Linked DNA regions of Homo sapiens: region 1 is linked to region 2. The links are chromatin contacts, found by Hi-C or POLR2A ChIA-PET in ENCODE. All regions are on one chromosome and are shown on one strand. Each heading gives the region's core, a stretch centred on a gene start or an enhancer-like site at or near the end of the contact. The rest is flanking DNA. Distances are from core to core; before and after follow the strand shown.

The links. A loop is a pair of places that touch in the nucleus more often than their neighbours do. ChIA-PET counts read pairs that join two places held with the same protein, here RNA polymerase II (POLR2A). Pooled maps may share reads with other maps.
Region 1: a loop to region 2 is called in a pooled map, with 2.1 times the contacts of the local background. The contact joins two enhancer-like sites. A Hi-C loop is called at or near these places in 3 of 168 maps with a recorded cell type or tissue (CD4-positive, alpha-beta T cell, K562 and dorsolateral prefrontal cortex), 1 of 37 single-sample maps with no recorded cell type and 8 of 50 pooled maps. POLR2A ChIA-PET finds 5 or more read pairs at or near these places in 5 of 52 experiments (BJ, HEK293, K562 and 2 more).

What each region holds. Positions count from the first base shown.
Region 1 is chr1:31,168,997-31,172,669 of GRCh38, forward strand. No RefSeq gene overlaps it. Among named protein-coding and RNA genes, the nearest start is that of NKAIN1, 69 kb to the right of the region's middle. RefSeq lists an enhancer at 1,911-2,160. Within about 2 kb of position 1,860, at least 26 of the 41 ENCODE cell types and tissues checked have a DNase peak (open chromatin) inside an H3K27ac peak, as active enhancers do.
Region 2 is chr1:30,797,402-30,801,286 of GRCh38, forward strand. No RefSeq gene overlaps it. Among named protein-coding and RNA genes, the nearest start is that of LINC01778, 25 kb to the right of the region's middle. Within about 2 kb of position 1,435, at least 16 of the 41 ENCODE cell types and tissues checked have a DNase peak (open chromatin) inside an H3K27ac peak, as active enhancers do.

The DNA.
Region 1 (3,673 bases), core at 610-3,109, 370 kb after region 2:
CACATAGCTCACTGCAGCCTTGAACTCCTAGACTCAAGTGATCCTCCCACCTCAGCCTCCTGAATTGCTGGGATTACAGGTGTGCTTTTACCACACCCAGCTTCCTAAGTCTTAACTGCAATCTCATGAAAGATTCTGGCCAGCACCACTCAGCTAAGCTGCTCCTGAATTTCTGACCCACAAAAACTGTGGGAAGTAATGTTTGTTGGTTTTAGCCACTGTTTTGGGGTGATTTGCTATGCGAGCAATAAAAAATTAAGAGTCCCCCAAGTTTTAGGGTAGTGGTTCATGGCTCTGGCTAGGCATCAGAATTCCCCATGAATGTTAAGAAAAAAATGCAAAGGAATTTGCCGTGAAACAATATGTGTTCAGTGGTTAGAGACTGAGCTCAGGAGTCAGAGAGGCTGGACTTGAATGCGGATGCTGCCACTTACTAGCTGTGTAGACTTGGGTAAGTGACTTTATCTATGCCAGCTTTCGTTTCTCCATCTATAAGCTGGTGGTAATAGAACTTACTTTCTTAGGATTGTTAGGAAGACTAACAAGAGCATTTATGTTGATTCTGTCCAGTAGGTAAGCTGTAAGAAAGAAATCTAGGGCCTTGTCTGTCCTGTTCACTGCTGTAGCCCAGTATCTAGGACAGTTCCTGGAACATAGTAGGTATTCATTAAGCATTTCTTTTTCTTTTTCTTTTTCTTTTTCTTTCTTTTCTTTTTTTTTTTTTTTTTTTTTTTTTTGAGACAGAGTCTCACTCTCTTGCCCAGGCTGGAGTGCAGTGGCACGATCTTGGCTCACTGCAACCTCTGCCTGCCAGGTTCAAGTGATTCTCCTGCCTCAGCCTCCTGAATAGCTGGACCACAGGCATGTGCAACCACAGCTGGTTAATTTTTAAATTTTTTGTAGACACAGTATCTTGCTATGTTGTCTAGACTGGCCTTGAACTTCTGGGCTCAAGCAATCCTCCCATTTTGGCCTCCAGAGTGCTGGGATTACAGGTGTGAGCCACTTCCCCAGGCCCCTTGTTTATTTATGGTGTGCATCCTCCCAGGAGACATCCTCACCAAGAGCAGGGATTACTGTCTGTTTAGTTCACTGCTTATTCACAATTTCTGGCACATAGCAGGTGCTTAATAAACATTTGAAGGATGAATTCAGATGCGTGGGCTCCAGGTTCCAATGAATTATAACCTGTTACGCAGGTAGAGCCCAGGAATCTGTATTTTATTTAAAAAATTTATACGTATATATGTTTATAAACTTTATTTTAGGAGACAGGATCTCACTATGTTGCCCAGGCTAGACTCAAACTCCTGGTCTCAAGGGATCCTCTTGTCTCAGCCTCCCAAGTAGCTAGGACTACAGGTGCACCCCACTGAGCCTAGTGGAATCTATATTTTATTTTATTATTATAAATTATTTTTGAGACAGAGTCTTGCTCTGTTGCCCAGGCTGGAGGGCAGTGGTGCGATCTCAGCTCACTGCAACCTCCGCCTCCTGGGTCCAAGCAATTATCATGCTTCAGCCTCCCCCATAGCTGGGATTACATGTGTGGGCCACCACGCTTGGCTAATGTTTGTATTTTTAGTAGAGACGGGGTTTTGCCACATTGGCCAGGCTGGTCTTGAACTCCTGGCCTTTAGTGATCCGCCGACCTCAGCCTCCCAAAGTGTTGGTATTACAGGCATGAGACACTGTGCCTAGCTGTATCTGTATTTTAGAAAGGCATCCCAAGTATAGTGAAGGTTGAGAAGCTCTATCCCAGAATGTCAGCAGTAAAGCAGCCAATGAGTATCATGCAAGCAAAGTCCAGCCCTCTCATTTCACAGATGACATCACCAAGAGCAGAGTGAGAGTAGTTCCCCAAGGTCACAGGTTGTTGACAGAGAAAGAACTAGTGCCAACAGTAGTGTCGGATACCCAACACAAGGCTCCCTGGAGCTCCAGCTGGCCTGGGCCTGCTCAGTCTCATTCCAGGGCTGACTGAGGGGAACTGCTGAGTCACTGGAACTGAGGCCCAAGGCAGGGTGTGGCCTCCATCGCCTGGTTAGGGGTGGGGCAGAGTGGGACTGCCCCCACCTCCTCTGGGTGACTGAGGCTGAGGCCGGAAGAGGGACAGGCAGAGAGCTCAGACTGCCTCCCCATTCGTGGGACCCCCTCCCTTCACGTGAAACCACCTTTGCAAAGATTGTAACTGAGGAAATTATGACAGTGAAAGGGATCTGACCTAACCGACACCATCTTGCTTTTAACCTCTAAGCTGCCCTTGTTCATTCTTGGGTGTAGGCCAAAGTAACCTTGGGAAGGAATTCAGTTTATACTTTAACTTTGAAACAAAAATTATAATAGCCCTTTCCCGAAATAAACCCCCTTCTTTTTTTTTTCTGAGACTGAGTCTTGCTCTGCTGCCCAGGCTGGAGTGCACTGGTGCGATCTCAGCTCACTGCAAGCTCTGCCTCCCGGGTTCACGCCATTCTCCTGCCTCAGCCTCCCCAGTAGCTGGGACTACAGGTGCCTGCCACCACGTCCGGCTAAATTTTGTATTTTTTTAGTAGAGATGGGGTTTCACCGTGTTAGCCAGGATGGTCTCGATCTCCTGACCTCGTGATCCACCCACCTTGGCCTCCCAAAGTGCTGGGATTACAGGCGTGAGCCACTGCACCCGGCTGAAATAAACCCCCTTCTTGCCTGGGGACCGGTCTGCCTTCATAGGACTAAGAAATTATTGGCCGGGCACGGTGGCTCACGCCTGTAATCCCAGCACTTTGGGAGGCCGAGGCAGGCAGATCACGAGGTCAGGAGATCAAGACCATCCTGGCTAACACGGTGAAACCCCATCTCTACTAAAAATACAAAAAATTAGCTGGGCACGGTGGCAGGCGCCTGTAGTCCCAGCTACTCGGGAGGCTGAGGCAGGAGAATGGCGTGAACCCGGAAGTTGGAGCTTGCAGTAAGCTGAGATCACGCCACTGCACTCCAGCCTGGGTGACAGAGCAAGACTCCGTCTCAGAAAAAAAGAAAAAAAGAAATTACATGATTAGAAATTATGGTTTATTGGGAGGCCAAGGCGGGCAGATCACCTAAGGTCAGGAGTTCAAGACCAGCCTGGCCAACATGGTGAAACCCCATCTCTACTAAAAATACAAAAATTAGCTGGGTGTATGATGGTGGGCGCCTGTAATCCTAGCTACTCAGGAGGCTGAGGCAGGAGAATCGCTTGAACCTGGGAGGCGGAAGTTGCAGTGAGCCGAGATCCTGTTACTGCACTCCAGCCTGGGTGACAGAGCAAAACTCAGTCTCAAAAAAAAAAAAAAATTACGGTTTAAGAACCATGCAGGCTCTGGCTGCAAGAGCCTGAACCTCCTCAAATTGCTCCTGGGAATAACATCACTGTTGTCAAACCTAAGATCAGTGCTTGAGATATTTTGCAGACCTTGCTGTTCCCAGCTGACGCCATCCAGACCCATAATCTGGCTCAACCAGTTCTTTGATCTCACCCTGAAACAGTAGACAGCATGAAAAACTCACTTCATAGGGGCCGGGTGCGGTGGCTTACGACTATAATCCCAGCACTTTGGGAGGCCGAGGCAGGCGGATCATAACGTGAAACCCCATCTCTACAAAAATTACAAAAAAATTAGGTGGGCACATGACTGTAATCCCAGATACTAGGGAG
Region 2 (3,885 bases), core at 185-2,684:
GCTCACGCCTGTAATCCCAGCACTCTGGGAGGCCGAGGCGGGCGGATCATGAGGCCAGGAGATCGAGACCATCCTGGCTAACATGGTGAAACCCGTCTCTACTAAAAATACAAAAAATTAGTTGGGCTTGGTGGCAGGCACCTGTAGTCCCAGCTACTCAGGAGGCTGAGGCAGGAGAATGGCATGAACCCAGGAGGCGGAGCTTGCAGTGAGCCGAGATTACGCCACTGCACTCCAGCCTGGGCGATAGAACGCGATTCAAAAAAAAAAAAGAAAGAAAGAAATATGCAACCTCGACAGCAACTTGGCTGACACAGGGACCGGCCCCTCCCCGCCAGGATTTCCAAAAGGAGAAGACATTTCCTCCAGCCTGTGGCTGGGCTGCTGGAGGAGGCCATGGCCTTGATGCCGCTTCAGCAGGTTTCTCATCAGGCCAGCAGGTGTCCCATGCAGCCTGCAGCACCTGGGGATCTGGGGAGAGGAGAACCCAGAGTCCTGGGAGGATCAGGAGGTCCCCTGCCTTGGTCATCCCCCCTTCTGGGCCAAGACTATGCTAGATCAACCTTGGGGTCAGCCAGTGAGTGCATGAGTCCCCAGGAGGCCAGGACTGGGGAGCCCTGGAGGCAGGAGGTCAAGTTCATTGTGGCAGTATGGGAAAGTGGTTACATGGGTGAGCTTTGGAGCAGGAGAGCCCTGCTCAGCAAGGCTGCCCCAGCAATGCCATTTATTAGCTGTGTGACCCTGGACGCATTACTTAACCTCTCTGGGCCTCAGTTTGCCCACCTATCAAATAGAGATGATAACATTACCTGGTAGGAAAATATTACATGGTGGGTAAGGAGGTGGGGAGAGAGTTAAATGGCATCAGACTCATGCCCCTGGGCATAGTAAGTACTTAACAGTGTGAGTCATTTTTATCAAAGGCCCAAGGACAGGAAGAGGCCTCTAGATATTGAGTATCTTGTGGATTGCAAAGTGACAGCCACGAGCTCAAATGCAACCCACAAATGGGCTTTGTTTGGCCTACACAGTGTCTTTCTTTCTTTCTTTCTTTTTAAATTGTTGCCAACATTTAAAAATCAGATTTCACATTTAAAAATCCAAATTTTCTGCTTCTCTTGAAAAGTTCAAAGATTTGGCAATACTGGGCCTGCATTCCCGCCTGGCCATCATCAGCCAGAGCTGAGTGGCCACTGCCCAGCTCAGTCCAGCCCTCCCGGTTCCACCCGCCTCCTCCCAGTTCCTGCCTGGCCCCAGGCGCTGGAGTTTGCAAACCCCTCACAACCCACCAGCACCTGGTCCCATGCCTTCATGATGCACATGGACAAATGGGGCTCTAGAGGAGATCCTAGGGGCACAGCCTCCCCCGGGGTCACAGCAAGTCAGTGCAGAGATGGCAATCAGACTTGGGTCACCTGATTTCCAGTCCTTCCTGAGCACTGGTTAAATGCCAAGGAGGAAACTGGCCGGGCCCTCAAAAGTGCCTGCGTCTACAGCACTTGCTGGGGAGTCAGGGTCATTGCTGGGCATGGGACTTCCTTCTCTGAGTCTCAGTGTCTTCATCTGTAATACAGGATAATCATAATCCTCCCTCATAAGGCAGTTGTGAGGATGAAATAAGTTAAAAGAAGTAGAGATCTCAGAGCAGTGCCCGGCACACAGTCATTGCTTGATAATACCAACATCATTCTTGTTCTCAGTAACTCCTGGCGCACACATTGTGTGCTCATGACCTTTTTGGTTCCTAACAACCAGCTGTGATGTCACTCTCCTTAGCCCCATCTAACAGATGAAGAAACCAAAGCCCAGTAAGACCCACATAGCCAATGAGGGATGGAGCCAGGATTGGGGATTTCAAGCCAGGGTCATCTGGCTCCAAATTATCATGCACTAGAAGCCTCTGCACAGTCCACACATAAATCACATAAATATTGAGGGCCTACTATGTGCTGGACACTATTACAGGCACCAGAGACATGGCTGGGAACACAAGAGACAAGGTCCCCAGCCTGAAGAGGCTCACAGCCTGAGAGATGGGGGTGGGGCAACAAACAGTCAACAAATCACTCAGGCTCTGGTGGTGTCAGGTGCTAGGATGTATTGGAAAGTGCCTCAATCTTCCCCCAGATGTCCAGGCACACATGTGAGCACATAGGTGAACATACTTGCACTCTCCAGCAGCACCTACTCCAACAACAGTGCCCCAGACAACAGGGGTCAGGCATGGTGGCTCATGCCTGTAATCCCAGCATTTTGGGAGGCCCAGGTGGGAGGATCCCTTGAACCCAGGAGTTCAAAGTTACAGTGAGCTATGATTGTACCACTGTACTCAGCCTGGGCAACAGAACAAGACCCTATCTCAAAAAAGAAAAAGGGAGGAAGAAGGAAGGAAGGAAGGGAGGGAGGGAAGGAAGGAGGGAAGAAAGAAAGAGAGAGGGAGGGAGGGAAAGACGAAAAAAAGAAAGAAAGGAAAGAAAGAAAGAGAGAAAGGAAAGGAAAGGAAAGAAAGAAAGAAAGAAAGAAAGAAAGAAAGAAAGAAAGAAAGAAAGAAAGAAAAGAAATGAAAAGAAAAGAGAGAGAAAAAGAAAGAAGGAGGGAGAGGGAGAGAGGGAGGGAAAGAAAGAGAAAAAAAGAGAGAGAAAGAAAGAAAGAAAGAAAGAAAGAAAAGAAATGAAAAGAAAAGAGAAAGAGAGAAAGAAAGGGAGGGAGAGGGAGAGAGGGAGGGAAAGAAAGAGAAAGAAAGAAAGAAATAAAAGGGAAAGAGGGAAGGAGGAAGGAAGAAAGAAAGAAAGAGAAGGAAGGAAGGCAGGCTGGCTGTCGAGAGGCACAGTAGGTGCCTTGCTATAGTAGTCAGAGAGACTGCCCCAGGGAGGTGACATTAGACAGGGACCTGAGAGCTGAGAAGGAACAGGCAATGCAACAACTGAACCCAGCAGCAGGAAGAGCCGCGGTGCAGGCTCCCTACTGGAATGAACTTGGTGTTCTCCAGGCATGGAAGGAGGGCCAGTGCAGCTGGAGCAGAGTGAGGAGGAAGGCCTAGGAGCAATAAAGTCAGACAGGGAGATGGGTCCCGACTACCAAGCACCAGAGCAGCCAGCTAAGAAATACTAATACCTTCCGCCCTTCACCCAGGGCCCACGGTGTGCCAGACGCGGCACTGGGCACTCTTCCTGCAGTGCCTCATTCGCCCTCTCCACGCATCTATGCTTCATTGGCCCCATTTGTCAGGTGAGGGCACAGAGGCCTAGAGAGAGGCAGGCACTTGCCTGAGGCCACCCTACTGGGAAAGATGGGTGCAGGCCTGGAACTCCCATCTGCACTCTAAGCCAGGCTAAGCCAGGCCCTCCTTGCCCACCATCAACCAGGAACAGACCGCAGTCTTACTGGCCTTGATGTGATCCATACTGGAAACAAAGGGTCACTTCCTAGCCAAGGCAGGCCTCCTCCTGGTCTTATGGCCCCATCCCTAGTAAACCCAGTCTCCCAGCTGATGGACATGGCATACCCAGCACACACACAGTGCCTATGTACACACACACACATGCACACACACATACACAGCCACCCTGCCAGGAGGATGATATAGAAAACAGTGCTCTCCACAGAGGATGAGCTTCCAGGCATCAGGTCACTGTGGTCTTCCCAAGCTCCTCATCTCATCGAGGGCACAACCCATCATCTAGGCCAGAAGCTTGAGCACTGTCCTCAACTTGCTTCTCTCTTACCCTCCCCATTTCTCATCGCCTATGAAGCCTGCCCATTCTGAGCCCATCCGGGCTTTGGCACCCATGGCTATCTTCTGTTGGGGCTCTAAAGGTAAGGGTCTTTCCTGCTTTCATGTCCTCTCACCTGCCACCACCTTTGCTGGAGAACCAAGGGCCAGGC